Linked DNA regions of Homo sapiens: region 1 is linked to region 2. A link is an interaction called in ENCODE POLR2A ChIA-PET data of the cell type or tissue named here. Cell type or tissue: PC-9. All regions are shown on one strand. Each heading gives the region's core, and the rest is flanking DNA. Links, peaks and the distances in the headings are about the cores only.

Region 1 (6,258 bases), core at 1,500-5,499, 490 kb after region 2:
TGTAAAAAAGAAAACCAAATGTCCAGAGCTATTATAGTATTCATACCACCCAAGGCTGCCTGATGCAAAGTCCATGGCACTGCTCATGTATCACTTGCCTTTCATTTCTTATCCCTCTGACTGTAACAACCAGATGGATCTCACGTGAACAAATCATTTCCCTTCATAAAATGAGGAAATAGAAACCACAATTCATGAACCTGCTAAACCAAAACTCATGAATCTGCTAATTAAGTCTTTTCCATAATAGAGATTCTTTGATAATTCTTAAAACTGTGTGTGTATATATTTACCAACCACAAACTAAAATTTATATTGATATTTATATTGTCTTGATTATGTCTACTTGGTAAGACTGAATAGCATATAAATATTATTTCAAAAATGACAGACCAAACAAGTTGAAATAAATATCCTCTAACATCTCAACTTTGTGTGGTTAAAGGAAGAAATAAATTCATGTAGATATTAAACTTGGTCATGTCTGAAAATATGGCAAAGGATACCTTTTTCACATTGATGAAGTATAGACATTATCTCCATCCAACTATTCCCTCCAAATGTAACTGTGTATTCTCTTATTAGTTTTTTACTAGAAAGAAGTATGCTTAAAAGGTATATACAAAATTCCATAAAATCAAACAAAAAAAATCTGCTGAGACTGTATAAATACACTGTGATACTACACATGGCTAAAATTTTTTTAATCTCAAAATAAGGAAAAGATTGTTTGGACTTTACCCTCCTGGAATCTTGTCTTGATGGGATATAAATATAATGCCCCAAATGAGTATCAAATGGTACAGTATATGGTCTCTTTTCAGGGATCCTGGCATCTGGCCCGTCTCCACAATTTTCTTTAGCTGAAGAAGTCACTGACAGGTTAAGTTTTGTTAGTTCTTCACTCAGTTGATCCACAAGAAGTTGTTGTTCTATTATTTTTTCATTCTTTGTAGAAGAGAGACGAAAAATTTTAAAATAGAGCACTTCAGTACATTCAGATTATGATTAAAAACGAATTTTACATTGACCAAACTCATAACTACTTTAATAATACAGTCAATTCTCATTTATCCAGAGACTAGCCTTCTGGTGTTCACAAGTAACTAACATTGTTCTGAGTGGTAAAACCTTTTTAATAGTAAGGAGCAACAAACACAGCCAAAAAAGTCAAAAGTCAAATACTCAAAGATAACACCCCATCCACTGTGACTGGTTGCTTTGCCAACCTGAAGCACTTTGATTAGCTTTCTGTATTAAAGTATGGACTTTCTGAGTGAAATCCAAAAAGTAAAAAGAAACAAGAAAGTTCAAAAAGTGGAGAAAGAATTGTAGGCAGCAGAGTTTGCAGCAAAGGAGGCAGAAGGAGGTAACAAGTGCAGGGAAGTGAAAGCCTTAGTGAAAAAGGAAGCCAAAAGCAGACAGATAGAAGATAGCCAACTGATAGTCCTGAGAGGAAGGAGAACTTGGAAATCAAAGGCAGAACAAATTGTTTATCAGGAATGTGTGTGTGTGTTTGTGTATATGTGATTTAGTTTTTTTTGTGTATCCTCTAAAGAAAATTTTTGAAGTGTATCAAATCTAGAAAGTTCTAATGTCAATCTTTGTTTTACAAGCACAAATTTATGTAAATAAGAAACACTCATTCATCTTAATACTTCACATGTACTACAATGTTGAAATAGGAAAAAAAAAAAAACCTTATGTTTTCATTGTATAAATGCTGAGCAATAAAAATGCAACCTTACTTAAAAATCACGTATTCAGATAATTAAAATATACAACATCAAAGGATTCAATGGAGTTCTTACATTGCCTGGGAAAAGGATAAAAGTACCAATTAATATTAGGGTGCATGGTATACTCTCTAGGATAACCACTAAAAAAAGAGTAAAACTATAACTTCTAAGTTAGTGGAGAAAACAACAGAAAAAGAATAACCAACGATCCAAAGGAGGGAAAAAGGAACACAGACGAGGAAGGATAAATAAAAGGCACAATGGTGGATTTTTAACAAAACAGTAATTATGTTAAATTAATAAATGAATAATGAAATTAAAAGATAAAGACTATCAGAAAGGATTTTAAAATTATCTAACCATATGCTGCTTACAAGAAACATATCTAAAATAGACACAGAAAGATTAAAAATAAGATAGAAAAAGAGATACCATGTAAATATTAATCAAAAGAAAGCTGGTGTAGCCATAGTAATGTCAAGGTAGACTTTAAGGCAAAACTCATTAGATAAGAAGAGGTAAAAATGATTAAAAGAGCAATTCACCAGGATGGTATAACAATTCTACATTTGTATGCACTTAATAACACAGCTTCAATATTTGTAGTGTAAAAACTATCAGCACTTCATGGAGAAATAAGACAAATCCAAAATTATAGTAGGGCTGGGCACAGTAGGGCTCACACCTGTAATCCCAGCACACTGGGAGGCCAAGGCCAGTAGATCACTTGAGCCCAAGAGTTTGAGAGCAGCCTGGACGACATGGTGAAGAACCCCTTCTCTACAAAAAATACAAGAATTAGCAGGGCATTGTGGTGTGCGCCTGTGGTCCCAGCTACTCAGGAGGCTGAAGTGGGAGGACTGCTTGAGCCCACGAGGTCGAGGCTGCAGTGACTCATGATCGTGCCACTGTGCCCCAGCCTGGGTGACAGAGTGGAGGTCTGTCATAGTGGGAGATTTTAACATCACTTTATAAATTACTGATATAACAAAAAGACTTCAAAATTGAGTAAAAAATGTAGATTTGAATAATAGGATTAACAGTGCCCAATGATTGCAGAATGCATATTCTTCTCAAGTACCTCTGTAACATTTACAAACATTTGCCTTATTCTGAGCCAAAAAGCAAGTTTCAATACATTCAAAGGACTGAAATCAGAGATAGTATGTTATCTGATCACAACGCAATAAAAATTGATAAAACAAAAATAAATCCCTCATGTCCTGTAAATAAAATAACTATGTTATTCACAAATCAAAAAGTCACAATGAAAATTAGGAAACATTTTGAGCTCAATGTGGAGTGCAAGTCAAGATAAGCTTAGAAATATGTAATGTTAAATGCATATACCAAAGAAGAGAAGCTAAAAATCAATATACTAAATATTCATCTAAAGATGTTAAAAAGATAGCAGGAGGTTACCCCAAAAGTAGAAGGAATTAAATAATAAAGGGCAGAAATTGGTGAAATAGTGAACTAATGAAATAATGAACAAACATACACTAGTGAGGATTAACAAAGTCAAAAATTGTCTCTTTGAAGAGACTAATGAATTGGTAATTTTACTAGCTAGTGAAACTGCAAGAAAAAAAAGTGAGAGAAGGCACAAATAATCAGGAATGAAAAAGGGGACATGTGACTACACAGCTAAAGATATTAATGAATAAAAGACTATCATAAACAAACTTATGCCAATACATTTGAAAATTATATACAATGGTCAAATTCCTAGAAAAATAAACCTTATCAAAACTGGAGGAAAATAAAATACTAATATGATTTAATTCATAAAACATACCCCCAAAGAAAATTTCCAGTCCCAAATGCTTAACAGGCTAATTCAACCAAACATTTAAGAAAGAAATAATACCAATTTTCACACACTTTTCCAGGTATAGGGGGAATTAAATAATCTATATTATGAGGCCAGCATAACTTGTTACAATATCTGACAAGAATACTATGAGAAAGAAAAATATAGGACAAGCTTACTGACAAATATAAACATCACACTAGCAAACCAAATCTAGGTCAATTGTGCAGAAGAGTTAACATAGCAGACCTGACTGCTATCTTTTAGAAGATCTGCTATGAGGTTGTCAGATGTCTGAGAGCTTGGATTTTGGGAGTGTTCTTAAACACTCTGATAATACTGACTCACTGTGCTCAACTATTTGCACAATCAATGTGGTTTATGGTGTACACCTGCTTTCCTTGTAGTCTGGGACTCTGGTAGTCTGGGCTAGGCAAAGGGTGCCTTCATGACCCACGCATCCTCAATATAACCCATAGGCACTGAGTCTACTTAGTTCCCCTGCCAGATAACATTTTATAGGTGTTGTCACAACTCATTGCTGGGGGATTAAGCACATCCTCTGTGACTCTGCTGAGAGACAAGTCTTGGAAGCTTGTGCCTGGTTTCCTCCAGACTTTGTTCCATGTGTCTTTTTCCTTGCTGATCTTGCTCTGCATCCTTTCACTGTAATAAATCCTAGCCAGGAGAATGAATATATATTGAGTTCTCCTAGTACGTCATCCAATCTGAGGGTGGTTTTGGGGAACCCCCAATACAACAGTATATCGCAACATCAACAACAAAAAGGGTTTATTCCAGGAATAAAAGATTGGTTAAAAATCAGATCAATCGGCCGGGCTTTGTGGCTCACGCCTGTAATCCCAGCACTTTGGGAGGCCGAGGTGGGCAGATCATAAGGTCAGGAGATCGAGACCGAGACCATCCTGGCTAACACGGTGAAACCCCGTCTCCACTAAAAATGCAAAAAAAAAAATTAGCCAGGCGTGGTGGCGGGTGCCTGTAGTCCCAGCTACTTGGGAGGCTGAGGCAGGAGAATGGCATGAACCCGGGAGGCAGAGCTTGCAGTGAGCCGAGATCACACCACTGCACTCCAGCCTGGGTGACACAGTGAGACTCTGACTCAAAAAAAAAAAAAAAAAAAAAAAAAAAAATCAGGTCAATCAGTGTAATTCACCATATTAGCAGAATAAGGAAAAAAATCATATGATAAAGAAAAATCATTTGATAAAAATCAATATCCATTCATAATAAAAATTCTCAGTTATTTCCTTAGTTTGGGAAAGGGTAAATTAAAAATACCTATAGAAAATATAATACTTCAGAATGAAATTTTGAAAGCTTTTCCTCTATGATTGGAAACAAGACAAGGATGCTTTCTATCACCACTTGTATTCAACACTGCAGTGGAGATCCCAGCAAATATAAGAAGGTATTTTTATAATAACTTTATTGAGACAAAATTCACATACTATAGAATCCAACTATTTAAAGTATACAATATAGAAGATATAGAAGAAGAAAAAGATACAGAAGGTGAAAGGATTATAAAGGAAGAAATGAAACTGTTACTATTTGCAGATGACATAATTATAAATGAAAATCCAAAAGAATTTACAGATAAAATATTAGAATTAAAAAGCAAGTATAGACCGAGCACGGTGGCTAACGCCTGTAATCCCAGTACTTTGGGAGGCCAAGGCAGGTAGATCATTTGAGGTCAGAAGTGACTGACTGACATGTTGAAACCCTGTCTCTACTAAAAATACAAAAAAATTAGCCAGGCATGGTTGTGCATGCCTGTAGTCCCAGCTACTAGGGAGGCTGAGGCAGGAGAAGCACTTGAACCCAGGAGGCATAGGTTACAGTGAGCCGAGATCATGCCATTGCACTCCAGCCTGGATGACAGAGTGAGACTCTGTCTCAAAAAACAAACAAACAAACAAAAAAACAACAAAAACAAGTTTATAGCCAGGCGTGGCGCGGGTGCCTGTAATCCCAGCTACGCAGGAGACTGAGGCAGGAGAATCGCTTAAGCCTGGGAGGCAGAGGTTGCAGTGAGCGGAGATTGTGCCACTGCACTCTTATCTTGGGTGACACAGTGAGACTCCATCTCAAAAACAACAAAAAAAAGAAATTACTTCCAAAAAGTTTGGATCTTTTCCATTTATCTTGGGAATTTTGAAGGCTCCCCACCTGATGGTAACTGTAGACACTCCTGATCAAAAACTGAGTTTAGTCAGATTGCTGGATATATAATGTATTAATATCTAAAAATTAGTACAGTTCCACATACCAACAATTGGGGAATTTGAAAAATAAAATTTTTTAAAGATTCCAATTTACAGTGACAGAAAAAAATCAAGTACCTAAAAAGAAATCTATAAATTATTTGCAATATTTCTGCACAAAAAAAGTAGGCCATTACTGAGAAAAAACAAAGGAAATCTAAGTAAATAGAGAACTATACCATGCTTATGGATTAGGAGACTCAATCAAAATACGTTCATTAATTCTAAACAGATATATAAATGTAATTCAATGTTAATTAGTTAATTAATGTTAACCAACTTGATTGAATCTTTCTATAATGTATACATACATCAAAACATTACACTGTATCCCAGAAACATACAAAATTATTTGACCATGAAAAATAAATAAATGAAAATAGCGTACTTAGTGAAAGAAGTCACACACAAAGGC
Region 2 (6,258 bases), core at 1,407-5,406:
TTCAAGTAGGCCCCAGTGTCCATTGTTCCCTTCTTTGTGTCCATGAGTTCTCATTATTTAGCTCCCACCTATAAGTGAGAACTTGTGGTATTTGGTATTTGATTTTCTGTTCCTACGTTAGTTTGCTAAGGATAATGGCCTCCAGCTTCATCCATGTTCCTGCAAAAGACATGATCTTGGGTTTTTTTATGGCTGCATAGTATTCCACGGTGTATATGTACCATATTTTCTTTATCCAGTGTGTCACTGATAGGCGTTTAGGTTGATTCCACGTCTTTGCTATTGTGAATAGTGCTGCAGTCAACATTCGCATGCCTGTGTCTTTATGGTAGAATGATCTGTATTTCTCTGGGTATATACTCAGTAATGGGATTGCTGGGTTGAATGGTAGTTCTGCTTTTAGCTCTTTGAGGAAAGTGTTCCCTTTTCACTGCAACCTTGCCAGCATCTGGTATTTTTGACTTTTTAATAGTATTCTGACTGGTGTAAGATGGTATCTCATTGTGGTTTTGATTTGTATTTCTCTAATGATTGGTGATGTTGAGCTTTTTTCATATGCTCATTGGCTGCATGTATGTCTTCTTCAGAAAAGCATCTGATCATGCCCTTTACCCAAACTTTTTAATGGGGTTATTTTTTCCTTGTAAATTTGTTAAGTTCTTTATAGATGCTGGATATTAGACCTTTGATATATAGTTTGCAAAAATTGCCTCCCATTCTGTAGGTTGTCTGTTTACTCTGTTGATAGGGCTATGCAAAAATTCTTCAGTTTAACTAGATCCCCTTCAGAATGAATTTTAAAAGCAAGACTATATTCTAGAAGAAATAAATTAAATATAAAGACATATAGGTTAAAAGTAAATGGATGGCAAAAGATGTAAATTGTAACCAAACGAGAGAGGCTATGTTAATATCAGATGAGATTGATTTCAAGTGGAAAAAATATGCCAAAGACAAAAGGGACATTTTATTAGGGTAGGGTCAATTCATTGGGAAGACAAAACAATCGTAAATGTTTGCAACTATTAAGAGGGCACCAAAATACATGAAATAAAAATTGATGGAATATATTCTACCATCAGACAAGGAGATTTTAACAGCCTTCATCAATTGACACCTGTGTTAGCTAAACAAAAAATCAGTATAGATAGTATAAACTGATACATCATATCAACCGCCTTGACCTAATTAATATTTATAAAACACTATACCCAATAACTGGAGAATACATATTTTTTACAAGTCCATATGGTACATTCATCAAGATATACTACATGCTGGTTCTTTTGTTTTTTTAATTTAAGAGACAAGGTTCCACTATGTTGCCCAGGCTGGTCTCAAACTCCTGGGCTCAAGCAATCCTGTGTCAGCCTCCCAGAGGAGGGCCTATGCTGGTTCTTAAAATAAGTCATAGTACATTTGAAAGGATTCCATGGATTAAAGAGGAATTCAAGTGGGACATTAAAACATATTTTGAACTAAATAATAATAAAAATGTAAGATAGTTTGGCATAGTGGCACACACCCTAGTCCCAGCTACTCAGGAGGCTGAGGTGAGAGGATTGCTTAAGCCCAGGAGGTTGAGGTCGAGGCTGCAGTGAGCTATGATCACACCACTGCACTCCAGTCTAGAAAACAGAGCAAGACCCCATCTCAAAAAAAAAAAAGAAAGAAAAAAATACAAGATATATAAAATTTGTCAGATGCAGCTAAAATAGTGTTCATAGGGCAAGTTTTAGATTTAAATGCTTAAATTCAAAAAGAAAGGTCTAAAATCAGTGACCTAAAGGTCCACCTCAAAAAGCTGGAAACCAAAATGGGTGAAAGACCTAAATGTAAAAGTTAAAAACTCTGAAACTCCTAGAAGACAACCTAGGGAAAAACCTTTGCAGAAAGGATTTCTTAACATACTAAAATCAATAAAGAAAAACATTAAGAAATCAAACTTTATCTAATTCTAAAACTGCAGCTCTTCAGAAAATATCACTAAATAAACAAAAACTCAAGCTACCCAGTTGAGAAAAATATTGAATACATACATCCAACCAAGAAATAGTCACTACGCCTAATATTTTCCAAAGTGTTTTCTGTGGAAGACTAGTTCAGTCTGTCAACAAATCTTTACTGAGCAGTTACCATGGCCAGGCACCAACTAATTCTGGGTGTTACTGTTAGAAGTGGTGAACAGGGCCGGGCATGGTGGCTCACGCCTGTAATCACAGCACTTTGGGAGGCCAAGGTGGGTGGATCACCTGAGGTCAGGAGTTGAAGCAGCCTGGCCAACGTGGTGAAACTCCATCTCTACTAAAAAAATATAAAAAAATTAGCTGGGCATGGTGGCAGGCGCCTGTAATCCCAGCTACTTGGGAGGCTGGGGCAGGAGAATCGCTTCAACCCAGGAGGTAGAGGTTGCAGTGAGCCGAGATCATGCCACTGCACTCCAGCCTGGGCAACAGGGTGAGACTCTGCCTCAGAAAAGAAAAAAAAAGAAGTGAACAAAACACAATTCTTGCCCTCGAATTTATACATCCAATTGGGGCAAGAGACTAATAAATATATATGCAGTGGTGGTACTTTCTCTGAGGAAAAATAAACCAGGGTAAGGAGGACAGAGAATGATAAATGTGGAGCTCCTTAGAGAAAACATTTGAGCAGAGCTGAATAAAGTGAGGGAGAATGAGTCATAGTCTCCCTCACTTTGTTAGGGGGAAGAGCATTTTAAGCAGAGGGAATACCAGGTGTCATCTCTGAGCCAAGAAGATAGAAGGATCAGAGAAGTAGAAAAGAGCCAGGTTACTCAGGCCCTGGAAAGGACTGCACTTCATCTAGAGTGAGACAGAAACCACTATGAACAGGAGAGTGTGTCTTCTGTTTTAGAAGGATCACTCTCTTCTAAACCAATGAAGTAGCCCATTTGGTATAAAAATACATTTGGGAAATGTGATGTCACATCCATACTCCATCCCATATTATTTTGTTCATTAACCTGTTTTTGTTTGTTTTTTGTTTTGTTTTTTTTTTTTTGAGATGGAGTTTCGCTCTTGTTGCCCAGGCTGGAGTGCAATGGCACCATCTCGGCTCACTGCAACCTCTGCCTCCCAGGGTCAAACAATTCTTCTGCCTCAGCCTCCTGAGTAGCTGGAATTACAGGCATGCGCCACCATGCCTGGCTAATTTTGTATTTTTAGTAGAGACGGGATTTCTCCATGTTGGTCAGGCTGGTCTCGAACTCCTGACCTTAGGTGATCCGCCCACCTCAGCCTCCCAAAGTGCTGGGATTACAGGCATGAGCCACCATGCGTGGCCTGTTCATTAACCTGTTTTAAAGGCTGTGATAAATCCTATCATACGATGAAGAAACCTGTTCAGCTCCGTTTGACATTTCACAAGCCTTTTCAACTAGACCATTTTCTTTTGCATTAATATTCATTAATAGCACATAAAATTTACTTTGAAAATGTCCAGCATACCCAGAATTAATAGTATTTAAAATTATTTTCTAATTAGCTGGATCTAGTTCTTGTAATTTTCATTTTCTAGCAATATAGTTGTCTTGTATTTATTAAGCAGTTACTATGTGCTGTATGCTACAAGCAGATACTACCTCTATCTGAGTGCCTTATGGTCATTTTTTTTATATCATAACCATCCCATGAAGGAAGTCCTAGTGTTACCCCTTTTTAAAGGAACCTGAGGCCTACAGAGAGTAAGTACCTTACTCAAGGTTATACAGCTAGTATATGAAGGAGCTGAGATTTGGGACCAGGCAGTTTTACTTCAGAACCCATGACGTCAGCCACTAGGCCATTTTGCCTACTCTTAGAATATTTACTGAGGAATTATTTCACAAAGTCACCATTTCTTTTGCAAATCAAAACCTTGTTTTTTACTTTTAAAAATATTTTTAAATGTATAGATGTCTCTGTGATAGTCCATAAATTATATCTTTTGTATTTTCGTTGAACTATGAGTATTTTTTTATTCCAAGATTAGTAGACTGTGTTTGATATAAGATTATTTCTATCTTATTTTAGCATGTGTCTAATTTTTCCTAGATTGAAGGATTCTCATTAAGCAAACTAGGGAATTTCAACCTTCAAGACATTGAAAAAGATGTTGTGATCTGGGAACATACTGACAGTGCTGCAGGGGACACAGGCATAACAAAAGAAGAGGCACCAAGAGAAACGCCGATTAAAAGGGGACAGGTCTGTTCTCTTTTGTTTCTAGTTGTCAGTTTCACTTGCCAATTGTGAAGTTGTGGATTAGTCAGTCTTGTCTTCTTTCCTTAACTATCTTTACTATTTCGTGGCTCTTTCATTTGCCAGTCTGTTTAGTACCTCGAACAGACAAGTAATGAGAAAAGGTTAAAAAAAATATTAGATCACTAAATCCACAGTTATTTATGTAGTTTCTTTGTGCTGGTTCCTTTGAAAGAGACTCAGAATTCAAAGGTAAATCCATATCTATCCTCAAAGAGCTTAGTCTTAGGTGGTATTATGAGGTTTAAATGTATGAAAGGTTAACTAGCTTTCAGTTACTAAAATAACAGTGAATGCATATATGATTTAATGTACCGGTCCCATACTGTTGGGGGTGGGCAGGGGAATTTATGCACAAGGAAAGAATAGCCATTAGAATTTCAAACAAAAATCTCTGCAATGTCATTATCCTAGTAATAAGAATAAGATTCTCTCCCAAATAGGTGAAAGGCCCCTGATCTTCCCGTTACCTTTTGGGGTAAATTGACAGTAACATCCACAAAATTCTTGGAATCGAATCCCAGCTTTATACAAACAAGTCATGTCACTCCTCCAGTTCATGTTTTACTCATGCCTAAAATGAGGAGTTAGTGGTGAATCAGATTTTCCAGTTGTGTTTTCTAGAATCCTTGAACACTGGGAGGAGGAGGAGAGTGGTGGTACCACCCTACCTCTGCTGCCACCAGAACCACTTTTATCTGTTTCTTATTTGGAGTCTCTGTAGTGGAGAAGAGTATAGGCTGTGGAGCCAGAATATGTGAATTTGTATCCCAGCTCTCCCACTTCCCAGCTGTGTGTCCTTGGGCAAGTGACTTCGCCTTTCTGTGCACCAGTTTCCTCCCTACTCATGGGGATAATATTGGTACCCTCTCATAGGGTCACTTACAGAATGCTTAACTCAGTGCCGAGCATGTGGTGAGCACTCAGTAAATGTTAGCTGCTATTCTTATTTTATTTGAAAAAGAAAATGTTCTCTGCTTTAAAGAAAACCAGTTTAAGTTCCTGTAGTCTAGATATTTCAAAGGTCTCTCCAGTTTCATGTTATGGTATTATCAAGTCATTTCAGTGAGATGCTTAAAAATCCTTTGTAATGCCGCTATGGATAAAGAGGTAAAATGTAATAATGCTTAAAATTTCTGGGGGGTTTATTTGTGTCCTCAAACTGTAGTGTTTGGGACTTAGACAACTTCCATTTTTAATCAGTTCTGCCTTGTAAAGCCACCAGATGACTTTGTATTACTTGACAGAACCTTTGTGATTGAGAAAAATAGACCACTGATTTTGAAGCTTAATATAATAAAGTATGATTGAAAACAAATTTGTGCACCTTAGAGGAAATTACTTTTTTCAGTGTGAATTATAGGAAAAGCTATTGCTGTAAATCCATTTAATGCTTTATTTTTACATTTTTATGTTATTTGGAAAGATTAATCATGCTGCCACTTCTGAAATAAAGTGAGCTTCAGACATTATGGGGTTGCATATGGTGTGCACTGTACTGAGATCAGGAGACATTGAGACATTGTTCTCATCCGGCCACTGCCAGGCAGTGCAACCTTCTGACAAGCCATGGGCACTCGTGGGGCTTCAGTTCCTTCTCTTGTAATATACAGGAGTTGAACTAGATTACCTCTTAAGAGCATCTTACAGTGGTGACATTGTGTTTCAGTGATATATGGATTTCTTGTACTTAAAAAGGCTATACCTACGTGGAAAAAATACAGAGAGCAACCAAGTCTGCCAGATGCTTTCCCTTGTTTCTGATTTAATCCTCATCACTATCCTGTGTTATAGGTGGTATCATCCCTACTCTGCAGATAATGATAGCGACCATTTTTTGAACACTGTGTGCCAGGCACTGTGCTAAGCACTTTACAGACACTATCTCACTCAGTCCTCCCAACAACCCTATGAGGTGGGTACTGTTATCCCCATTTTTCAGATGAGGAAACCCAGACTTAGACAGATTATAGACCTTGACCCAGATCATACACAG

The links. Peaks named below come from ENCODE experiments on the same cell type or tissue, not always from the same donor. Only the 100,000 strongest peaks of a DNase experiment are listed, where the experiment ranks them.
Region 1: POLR2A ChIA-PET joins it to region 2 with 5 read pairs; 2 of 35 experiments call an interaction of 5 or more read pairs at or near these places.

What each region holds. Positions count from the first base shown.
Region 1 is chr9:85,832,449-85,838,706 of GRCh38, reverse strand. It overlaps the pseudogene LOC389765. Among named protein-coding and RNA genes, the nearest start is that of AGTPBP1, 94 kb to the right of the region's middle. In PC-9, for the core only: no CTCF peak of the experiment used is centred there; a DNase peak (open chromatin) is centred at 3,906.
Region 2 is chr9:86,326,290-86,332,547 of GRCh38, reverse strand. It overlaps TUT7 (terminal uridylyl transferase 7), which reads left to right. Exons shown (of 27, transcript NM_024617.4): 11 at 4,056-4,208. Among named protein-coding and RNA genes, the nearest start is that of TUT7, 25 kb to the left of the region's middle. RefSeq lists an enhancer at 3,890-4,597. In PC-9, for the core only: no CTCF peak of the experiment used is centred there; no DNase peak of the experiment used is centred there.